2 separate regions of the Homo sapiens genome follow, and region 1 is linked to region 2. The links are chromatin contacts, found by Hi-C or POLR2A ChIA-PET in ENCODE. All regions are on one chromosome and are shown on one strand. The core of a region is the stretch at or near the end of the contact, and the rest is flanking DNA. Distances in the headings are between cores, read along the strand shown.

Evidence for each region. Hi-C counts contacts between places; a loop is a spot of excess contacts on that map. ChIA-PET counts read pairs that join two places held with the same protein, here RNA polymerase II (POLR2A). Pooled maps may share reads with other maps.
Region 1: a loop to region 2 is called in a map of breast epithelium, with 17 times the contacts of the local background. The contact joins two enhancer-like sites. A Hi-C loop is called at or near these places in 2 of 168 maps with a recorded cell type or tissue (ascending aorta and breast epithelium) and 3 of 50 pooled maps. POLR2A ChIA-PET finds 5 or more read pairs at or near these places in 6 of 52 experiments (Caco-2, HCT116, MCF 10A and 3 more).

What each region holds. Positions count from the first base shown.
Region 1 is chr1:55,715,770-55,721,830 of GRCh38, forward strand. No RefSeq gene overlaps it. Among named protein-coding and RNA genes, the nearest start is that of LINC01753, 230 kb to the right of the region's middle. RefSeq lists enhancers at 4,190-4,690, 4,691-5,191. Within about 2 kb of position 4,647, at least 14 of the 41 ENCODE cell types and tissues checked have a DNase peak (open chromatin) inside an H3K27ac peak, as active enhancers do.
Region 2 is chr1:55,667,531-55,673,174 of GRCh38, forward strand. No RefSeq gene overlaps it. Among named protein-coding and RNA genes, the nearest start is that of LINC01753, 270 kb to the right of the region's middle. Within about 2 kb of position 2,006, at least 6 of the 41 ENCODE cell types and tissues checked have a DNase peak (open chromatin) inside an H3K27ac peak, as active enhancers do.

The DNA.
Region 1 (6,061 bases), core at 3,397-5,896, 51 kb after region 2:
TTGGTCAGAAACAGAACTTCTTGTTAGAATATATTTTTTTAAAAAAATGAGCCTTGTGGTCAGATGGATATTACTCCAAATACTGATGCCACACATTTGTTTCTGTATTACCTTGGATAAGTTACCTTATCTCTCTGAGCACCAGTATCCTCATCTGGGACACTGAGGAATCAATGATGGCCCAGTGACAGAGGTAACGTCACCATCATTTGACTGAGGATTTAATCTAATTAAATCCAAGCCTAAAGTCTTTTCTTGCTTCTTCCCCTAATCTTAGAATCCTAACCTTAATCACTGCTCCCCCATCCATTTAAAAGATCTCCCTCTAGCTGATTGAGAGATGTGGCTAAAAGACAACTCTTAGTCTGTCCCTGGCTCCCTTTTTCTACTGCTAGACCTTTGGAGGTGTTTCCCTTCTGCTAGGACTTTCTCCTATTGCCACTGACTGACTCCAGCCCCAGCACTGCCCTATCCTTTCCCCTCTGGGAATGGACACGTGTTATACTGACATCAATGATCTCAGTGATTTATAAAGATCCAGCACAGGGCCACACACCATCAGTGACCCCCTTCATGCCCACATTGACTCCCTTGCATTCTTTTGATAAGAGTCTTTTCTTGGAATCAAACCCAGGAGCAGTTTCCATTTGCTCCCGTATTTCCTGTTTGAGTGGTAACCCAGTTGCACTTGATAATAGTTAATATTGTCCTACCTAAGAATCAATGAAGAAACAATTTTGCCCCATTTACCCAGCCACTGTTGGAACCTGGTTAGTGTGGGAGGTAGGAGGAGGTCGATGGAGCACACAGCTGCATCCTATTTCCTTTTATTCCATGACTTATTTGGGCATACCAGCCTGCATTTAGCCAACAAGTATTCTATTCTGGTAAAGGACTTCAAGTTTAAGGACTGCCTATTGGTTAGTAGGAGCCAGACCAAAGTGGATTCTTGAATGTCAATCAGAAGCATTGAGATCTTTGAATTTTCACCTTCTTATTGCCCATGATACTTATAGTCACAGAGCCGCCTCAATTTGTGTGCATAGCAATCTAGTTTCAGCATGCTGTCACTGAAACTTCTAACCACAGGGATCTTGGGAGACCTCTGCCTGAACTTCTGTGGGTAGAAAAGGAAGATAGAGCTCAGAGAGCAGTTGTTTATGAAGGTCTTATGGCAAACAAATCTGTACTATCAGGATTTCAAGAAGATTTTATATGATTTATTTAAATTCTAAGGGGTGTGCTTGTGTGTGGGCAGTTACTGTGATTGTAGCTGCTACTGCAGCTACTACTATTACTGCTATTACTGTTATTACTCTTATTGATAATGTTAATATTAATGACAATTGAGAAGTATTAATGTAGTGGTTAAGGTGATGGTCTTTGGAGCTGGAATGCCTATTTCAAAGCCAAGCTCAGTTTTCTTATCATGTATTTGGAATGAGGATATTAGCAGTATTTATTTCATGGTATGGTTCTCAGAACTCAGTGTGTTTATATACATGAAGAGCTTAGGAAAGTATTTGGTTAGTCAGCACTATATAAGTTGTCATTCCTGGCATGATGTTTAGTAGTATTATCACTGTGTATAGTCATGACTTATCTTCAATTTTAAGCAATCTTTAATTGATACGGAGAATCTATGAACACTCCAAATGCCTAGGACTGTCCTGTGCATATTGCCGTAGCATAGTGTGAAATTTCCTGAACTTTTCAGGCAAAGAACCATGCCCGAGAGAAATAGAAGAATAAAAAAGTACTCAAGGGCTCATGTTTCTCAAACTTGGAAAGACTTATGTGGGGGAGGAATGGTGGCTTGTCAGTGCTATATACAGAGTTAGAGAATAAAGACAGCATGTTTTTACAGAATATCACATTTACTAGGAAAATGTAAGTAACATAACATTAGGTAATATTGAATCATCCAGAAATATCATAGAATAAAGGTAAAGTTGACATAATTCTTAGATAATCCATTGGTCTTGGAAGGACTCTTATAGAGATCTGTTTCAGGCTTTACCTTTAGGACCTTCAGGAACACTTGATCACTTTTCTGTGCCCTTAAGGGTCCTTTGGGAATAATGTTTGAGAAGCACCAACCAGCTGTACCCTCTGGGGAGTGATAACAGAAGGCAGAGTATGAGCATGGCCTTGAATAGTAAGCAGGAATTCTGCAAGCAACAGGGGTGGGAATGGGCCATAGCTTTCTGAGAACAATGTGCTCAGGGCAGCATTTTTTGAAGATCATGTTGGCAAGTTATAGTGGAGAAAAGGAAATAAAAGGGATTAGAGTCAAGGGGACCAGTTCAGAGGCTTCTGTAGTCATTCAGGAAGTAGGTAAAGGTGTCAACTCATCACAGAAAACTTTTCATGAGGATATAGGGTGCAGGCTGGGAGATATAAGGTAACATAGGAGTGAGGACCATGGGCATTTGGGTCACTTCTTCACATAACTTACTCATGCTTCCAGGGCTTGTTTGAACCCCATCTCCTATACGTCACTTCCATTTGATGGTAGAGTGCTGATGAACACACCCAACTTTATGGCTTGATGGGCCAGACAACAGTCAGTTCATCCTGGGAAGCTCAGGTCACATGGTAACTTGTAGCCCATGGTTAAATGTTCAATATCTACTAAGGCCCAGTAGGGAAAGCCAGATGAGTGGATATGGAGGGGGAGAGAAGGAAAACAAAGTGAGAACAGTGTGTTGGGAGGTAGGAATGACATCAATCCAAAGGTAGAAGTAAGCCAATGTGCCACTGGCCTGAGACAGACAGTGCCATATGGCTGGGGAAGCCTTCAGAGTGTATAATGTTGGGGAAGTAACAAGACATAAATTTGTATTTTCCTTTTTCACATTTTAATTAAAATATGCTGGGTGTGGAATAGATATTAGAGACAGTATTTTAGAAGTTCAGAGAAGAGAGTGATAGCTTTGGACTAGATGTTGTGGAGAGGTGGAATGGGAGAAGGCTTCCAGAGGAGATGGCACTTGGCCTGAGCCTCAAAGACTCAGTAGGACTTGGAGGGAATGAGAGAGCAGTGCAAACAGGGGAAAGGCATTGAGCCTGGAGTCCTTAAAATAATGCAACTTGGCTCCTGACTTTGATTCATGGGGGAGGAATTCACCCAAGGCCATCAGCCAACTGGAAGAGCTCAAAGGTCAAGGACTGTACATTTTTTCATAGCATTTCTCATTTGTTTGAGCTTAAACGAAGCTGAACCCTGCAGGGAAATGAGCACATGTTACGCATCTCTAAAGCCAGGAGGCTTCATGGCCAGGAAACTATGCTGGTCGGATAGTAATGCAAATGACTAATGCACCCTTCTGAGGTCTCATGTGGTTTGAGACCCCAGGAATCTGGGCCAGGCAGGAGACACATAGGCGGTGGCTCCAAACGAGAATGAGGGTGATTACACAAGAGGCAGCTCAGTTTGGTGAAGTGTTGTTCTGGGAATCAGGAGTGAGGTTTGCTCTCCAGTGTCCCTGAACAGGCCAGGTTCCTTCTCTGGTTTCAGTTACCTTGTGAATGTCTGGCTCTGACATACTAGGGGGCTATGGAAGACCTGGCAAATGTTTAGCCGTGTCTGCATCCTAATGGCAGATGTTAAAATCCAACCACATAGCCTTACTTGTTGCTCCCTAAACACCCGCTTTATACATCACTATGCCTTTAAACATTAAGTTCCCTTTACCAGGACCAGGCTCAGGGACAAGTCACTGTGCACATCTTCCTGCTCCCCCTTTAAGATTCAGTTCATTTCTCTTTGACTGGGAAGTTCTGACTCTCACAGACAGAGCTGGTCATTGCTGCCTTGTGCCTCCACAGCACTTGGGAACACAAAATTTGCCACAATTGGGATCTTGCAAAGAAATGTCAAAGGATTATCTCTTGTTTTTCTCCTGTGGGCTTTTCAAATTCAGGGAGGTCTTTGACTTGGGCTTTTCAGATCAGAATTCTCAGCCTCTAACACTGTGCCTGCCTGGAAAAAGGGCAAATCAATGAGACACAATATTCAGAGAAATAAAATTGTTTCTAATGAAGTTGGAGAGACTAATCTGTTACTTGGGTCTGTGTGAGTGGGCAATCTTTTCACCTGCTTGAGAGTTAAAAAAAAAATCATGAAATAGCCTCCCGATTTACTTTTCTTTCCCAGATTTGTACGTTACAGGTGCAATATTAGAAAGATCACAGGGCACAGAGTTAGACAGATGTGGGTTCAAATGCAAGGTTCACCACTCGGCTTGTTATGTTTTGTTAGAAAATCCACTTAACCCTCTGAACCTTTTCTTCATCTATAAAATTCAATAATATTGACTCCAAAAGATTAGTGTGAGGATTAAGTGAAGCAGGATACATAAAACTAGCATCATCAAAGGTTTTAGAAAGTATGTTAAACACCTACTGTGTGCCAGTCTGACACCAATAACCTTTGGGGAATCCTAATTGTGTATCTTGAAAGTCAGGCAAAGTAGAGCTTTGTTCCCACGCAGAGGACTCAGAGGTGAATTTACTTTCTTCCTAATCAGGAAAGAATTGCAGATGGGTGGGCAAGGTTGGGCCAGCTTCAAGCCTGGCAGATAACCAGTTAGGCTTAGCTGTGTCTATCCTGGTGCCAAAAAATGCTCATCCACAGAGCAGGGCTTTATCCTCAGGGAACGAGGGAACAGCTGCCCCCAGCTGTGCTTGCCACATGTTACTTTGCTTTGTTGAGACAAGCACTGCATGTGACCTGCTGCCCAGCAATGTCCCTTCCTCTGAGGCTGGCAGGGGCTCTTTCCAGAGCACCCCTCCTCAAAGGGACAAAACAGTATGATTCAGGTAACAGCCACTGATCTACTCTTCAGCACCAGGCTGTTTGATCTGCGCTTGCTCACTGAATCTTCAACTAGCTTAAGAAATAGCCACATTGTGCCTATTTAATACACGGGGGAACTAGTACCAGCAAATCTGTGATGCTAGAATTATTTGATTTATCTCAGCTTTAAAAACTGAATTCTTTCTTCTCTATAGTAGCATAGAATGGGGAGATTTGTACTTCATCTTCAGAAGACATTAATAATCACAACACAATAATACAAATTACAGTAATAGTTAACATTCACTGAGCTATTATTAGGCTTTTTTTTCATGAGGCAGAGTCTCACTATATTGCCCAGACTGGAGCACAGTGGTGTGATTTCGGCTCACTGCAACCTCCACTTCCCAGGCTCAAGCATTCTCGTACCTCAGCCTCCCGAGTACCTAGGATTACAGGAGGATTACAGGTGCCCACTACCAAGCCTGGTTTTCTTTTATTGTATTTTTAGTAGAGATAGGCTTTCACCATGTTGGCCAGGCTGGTCTTGAACTCCTGACCTCAAGTGATCTGCCTGCCTCACCCTCCCAAAGTGCTGGGATTACAGGTGTGAGACACTGTGCCAGCCTAAGCAGTGGTTTTCAATGGAAATTAATTTTGCCCCCCAACCCCTGAAACATTTGAAAATGTCTGAGACATTTTTGGAGTGCTATGGCATCTGGTGGGTAGAGGCCAGTGATGCTGCTAAACATCCTGCAGTACATAGGACAGTTCCCAGCAACAAAGAATTGTCTAGTCCAAAATGCCAGTTGTGTGGATGTTGAGAAACCCTAATGTAAATAATTTCAATGGATTATGTCTTTTCATTTTTATTAAGGCCAGGCATGGTAGATCACACCTGTAGTCCCAGCACTTGGGGAGGCTGAAGTGGGCAGATCATGAGGTCAGGAGATAAAGGCCATCCTGGCCAACATGGTGAAACCCCATCTCTATTAAAAATACAAAAATCAGCTGGGCATGGTGGCACATGCCTATAATCCCAGCTACCCAGGAGGCTGAGGCAGGAGAATCACTTGAACCAGGGAGTTGGAGGTTGCAGTGAGCCGAGATGGTGCCACTGCATTCCAGCCTGGCGACAGAGCAAGACTCCATCTCAAAAAAATAAAACTCAACAAGGTAGATATAATTTTGTCCCTTTAAGACAAGAAATCTGAAACATAGAGAAGTTAGGTTCTTCTTGCAAGATGGCACCAGGATGTA
Region 2 (5,644 bases), core at 756-3,255:
TATTATATAATATATACTGTATATAATATATATTATATACTATATATAATGTATATAATATATATTATATACTATATAATGTATATAATATATAGTATATACTATATAATGTATATAATATATAGTATATGCTATATATAATGTATATAATACATAGTACATACTACATATTATGTATATATTATATAGTATATACTGTATATATATGTAAAATGGAATACTACTCATTCATAAAGAAAAATGAAGTAATCTCTTTGCAACGACTTGGATGGAGCTGGGGGCCATTATTCTAAGTGAAGTTAACTCAGAAATGGAAAACCAAATATTGTATGTTCTCACTTATAAGTGGGAGCTAAGCTATGAGGATGCAAAGGCATAAGAATAATATAATGGACCTTTGGCACTCACAGGGGAAGGTTGAGAGAGGGGTGAGTGATAAAAGATTACATGTTGGGTACAATGTACACTGCTCAGGTGACATGTGCACCAAAATCTCAGAAATCACAACTAAAGAAATTATCGAGGACTGATGTGGTGGCTCATGCCTGTAATCTCAACACTTTGGGAAGCTGAGATGGGTGGATCACCTGAGGTCAGGAGTTCGAGACCAGCCTTGTCAACATGGTGAAACCTTGTCTCTACTAAAAATACATAAAGTAGCCAGTTGTGGTGGTGTGTGCCTATAATCCCAGCTTCTTGGGAGGCTGAGGCAGGAGAATTGCTGGAACCTGGGAGGCAGAGGTTGCAGTGAGCCAAGATCGCGCCACTGCACTCCAGCGTCAATGGCAAGAAAGCAACTCCATCTCAAAAAAAAAAAAGAAAAAGACAAGAAATTATTCATGTAAGCAAAACCACCTGTACCCCAAAAAGTGTTGAAATAAAAATAAAAAATAATTATTTTTAAAAGTATATTAACAATAGAAAAAAAGATTTATTTAAAATTGGACCATTAAGGTAAGATTGAAAAGTTAAGAAGCTTGAAATTGGTGTGTGTGTGTGTGTGTGTGTGTGTCTGTGTGTGTGTGTGTGTCTGTGTGTTGGAGAGAAGGAGAGAGAGGGATAGTATATAGTGAGAATGAGGAAAAGAAGGGATAGAAAGTATAATACCAAGCACTTAGGTTACAAGGAGCTGTGAATGAGAATTCTCCAATTTGCTGTGAGTTTCCTAGCCAGGAAAGCAGAAAGTTAGGCTAATTTTATGTTAAAAAATCTTTGATCCTAGTAGTGATATATTATCCTGGGTGATTTTTCTTCTTACAGTGATGACACTGGCATTATGGGAGGGATAATTCTTTATTGGGTGAGACTATTTCACATACTGCAGGACATGGAGCTTCCCTGGCCTCTCTACTTGCTAAGTGCTAGTTGTATCCTCCAGGCACAACTGGACAATCAAAAAATGCCCTCATGCTTTGACAAATGCCCCTTAGGGGACAGTGTGGCCCCTAGTTGAGAACCACTGAACCTAACCCATTTGGTTTCAACAAAAGAGAATGTCAAGATTCAGAGAGTATTGTAGCTAACTGTTCAGGATCACACAAATCGTAAATGTCACAGCCAGATCCAAAATTCAGGTTTCTTGCCTCTAGTTTGGTTTCTATTAATGTTCCATTTCTCAGTGTTTATTTTGTTTTTAATAGACAGTTGATTTTACTTTATCAGCCACATACTGAAGCAAACCCACCTTTTGTGTTTGAAGATTATGCTTTAACTTTCCAATCTGTAAACCATTATCTTGTATGGAGAGACACTGGAAAAAGTTTTCCAGTTATCTCTTGGGCAGAAACCAGAGGGCCGCAGTACTCTTGGAAGCTTGAAAAGTTCTGAGTGAGAAGTCAGGATGCCTGATTTCCTCTACCTAGACTGTGCCAACGTGATATCTTGAGATTTCCCAGGCCAGCTTGACTCAATGATTCTAAGAATTTAGACAGAAAAGCCCAGGCTCTTCCTTCCTTGGCTGCATTAATGAAGGAGTGGCTGAGTGTCTCAGCCTGTGTGTTGCTATCATGACGTTCACTCAGTGTTGAGAAATGCCTTACAGATGCTGTGCTAGGTAAGGAGGAGCCAAATGTTTTCTAGCTCCCTTGGTCAGCACAGGATTGCCTGGGACCTTGGAGGAAAGAACTTTGCATTTATATCTGAAATATGACCTGAGCTTTTCTGTGTCTACAGCCTAAGTCTGTGTAACATTGATAGAATCTAATTCTCCCCTCAGAGCTTCACTCTGAGGGTACTGAACTCACATGGTTATTGGGGGTACTCTCTGACATAATGGGAGAATTCTTTGCCTGTTTAAGGCCGTATATTGTGGCAGAGAACACTAGTGCTTACCACAGGCCTGGTTTCCTCTTTTCTCAGGCACACAGCTAAGCCTCATCCCAGCCCTTTGCACTCATGGTAGAGCCAGTGGCAGGTGGGTAGTAGTGATGTATTCTCTTCTGCACAGTACTCGATCCTCTTTTTTTCTGTGGCTGCCTTGGAGGTCACATGGTGAAGATGGCAGTGCCACAAGATGGGAGGAATCTGAGCTCTGAATCACCGTGAAGAAGTCTGCTGGATGAACACTTGCTTGCACCGTGGAGTGGGCAAGAACTCTCAAATCTCAATGGCTTAACAACAAAGCTGTGCTTGTTATATAGATGATAGCCTCCCTTGACTAACAAAATTGTTAATACAACTTAGCCGACTGTGAAAAAAGCACATGAATGAAGACTTCTCTCATCTTCCCATAGCTTTCTATCTCTATCCCTCTGCTGTTAGGAGTGATTCTGAAAAGAATACTCAGAACTTACAGATAATTTTAATTTTTGTGTGTCTTTATCCAAGTGGTTCCAAAATCCACCCCACTCCCCAGCACCATTGCTGTTTAAAAGGCAAACAAACTTACTCTATGTGACCTTAGGAAGGTCATCTTACAGATGAGGAAACTGGTGCTCAGAGAAGCCAGGTTATTAGGTTGTGGTGAAGATTAAATGAGATCATGAATATGAAGCAAGGAGCACAGTGGCTGGCACATACAAAGCGCTCAATAAATGTCAGTCCCAACATTCTTCATTCTCCCCGAAGAGCAGAAGACTTTGTTTGCTTCCTGTCAAAAGAATCACTGAGCACAGGGAGTGGTAGTTCAGGGGTGAGGTAAACAATTCCTGATCCTCTTATCCCAACTGCAGCCCTGTATAAAATCTCATTTTTGTTTTTTGTGAGGTACCTCAGACTGGAGCAAGTATTGTTTTTCTAGCCTTGGCTTTTTGGACAAATAGCTGCTGTTCTTCTCTGGGCTTTAGTTTCTCTTTAGAATAGCAGGGCTGGACTAAATGAACTCCAAGAGCCCTCTAGCTCTGCCAGTGTGGAATTCCAACTTAATATGAGAAGACTGAACGACTGTGGAGAGAAACGCATCAAGGATAGGGAATGGGTTGGAATAGAGGCTTAGCTGTATCACATAGCATGTCCCAAAGGACATAAGCCATGCTCCACGGTCATCCAGAACAGATTTATGGTCTTGAAGTTCATAAATAATCTCTGGATGGTGGAATCATTTAAATACCAGTGACATTGGATGCCACAATAGGGGACCAAGCCCATTCTTCTTAGAAACTAATGTTATTGTGAACTTTTGCAGGATTGGATTCACACTTGCTTTCTTTTCCTTTTTTGTCTTTTCTTCTTCCTCCTCCTTCTACTTCTTCTTTCTTCTCACTCTGTCTCTCCTGGCTCCCCTCTTTTCCCCTCTCATCCTTCCCTTTCTTCTTCCCTCTTTTCTACTCCGTTCTATTTTCTCAGTCCTGATTTGCTACCGAAAACTAACAAATTTCCCATATTTAAATAACTTTACTTCTTTCACTTCTTTTTGACACATGTGCTTTATTATCTGGGATTCAAACCAACTTATTTAGTTTATTATATTTTTCTCATATTTTATTTAGCCTTAGCCAAACAATGGATGGGGGTTGGGGTAAAGAATTGTGTCACTTTTTGGTTAAACAATCTTGGTGACCTAATAACAACACTGATAATAGACTGACTGGTTTGTAAATTCAGAAGAGTGCCAGGCGCCACAGTTTTAACTATTATACTATTGCATACAGTTGAGGTTATTGCAGAAAGAGATTATGGTAGGGAGCAGTTCTGGGAAATTCTGGGAAAAAACAAGCTGAAGACAAATAGCTCTTTCCAACGCTGTTTACAGTCTTTAGGATAATTACAAATTCCAAGTTTTTGGGGACAAAATCATTAACTCTGACATTCCAATCAACCTTGAAATTAACTCTAATCTGAAACTTAGCCACTGAGCAGAAGTTTTTTGATGTGCAATCATGTGCTTTTTTCCTGGGGTAGAAAATTGAGAGCACAATTTGAAATCATATGGACAGTGTTATAACATTTTATTCCCAAGATGGCCTTAATTACAATTACAGGGACATATAGAGATTTCACCTATATCAGGTCTATTTTCTACCCTACTCATTATATATTGGTTGAATATTTTAACTAGAAATAACACCGCAAAAAGAAAAAGAAATAACACCGTGAATTCTTAGCACAGTGCCCAGAAATGCTTTTGTGTACAAAAAGTCAAATAATTTTATTTTCTCAGCCACCCTGTAGCATAGGTATCACTATCACCATGTAGAGATGAAATTGCAGTACTTTTGGACTTCAAAGTGGTAGAAACAAAGATTTGATTCCCGTTCTTTGATTCCAAAGCTTCTCTTTCTACTCTTGTGCCCAGAAATTATTTCTACTCACTATTGTTTTGGCTACCTCAAATCAACACCAATGTCTTTTTTTTCTTGTAAAATACAAAAGCTTAAAGAAGATAAAACTTTGTAGAAATGAATGCAATAATGTAAGTTTCTATTTTTCCTTTTATAAAATTTGTAAAAATTTTAATTTGTTTTTGTTTGAGACAGGGTCTTACTTCATCACTCAGGCTATAGTGCGGTGGTGTGTTTACAGCTCACTGCAGCCTCAACCTCCTGGGCTCAGGTGATCCTCCTGCCTCAGGCTCCTGAGCAGCTAGGACCACAAGTATGTGCTACCACACTCATATAATTTTTAAAAATTATTATTTGTAGAGACAGGGTCTCACTATGTTGCCCAAACTGGTCTTGAACTCCTGGGCTCAAGCAATCCTCCTGTCTTGGCTTCCCAAGATGCTCGGATTATAGGCAGGAGTCACTGTGCCAGGCCTTCCATTTTTCATTAAGAAAGTATTTCATGGTTTTCTTCATTTATTCCCAATAAACTGCTATCTTGCCTTGTTACAATTTTAGTTGATTTGTTCTCTTTCTTTTGAATCCTCCGCTCTATGTCTGTAAGTACCTTGAGGAAAGAGGAGCTCCATTTGCTGTTCTCTATCCAGTGCTCAGCCCAGTGTCTGACATCTGCTGGGTGCTCACGTACTGAGTACCCCTACTATGTGATTACCCTTTAACTCGTATTTGCTTTCCACATGTGATCATACAAGATCGAGAAGACGACAGACCAGTGAATGTAGTTGGGGAGAGAGGATTAAAGCCTGTCACAAAGAATTAAAGATAGAGGGCACAGTGAATATTTCAGCTCGTTTTCCACCAATGGGTGGAAAATATGTGAAGGGGCTGTGTTGGTTCTTCCCTGTTAGTCCCTCAAGATGTGCTCT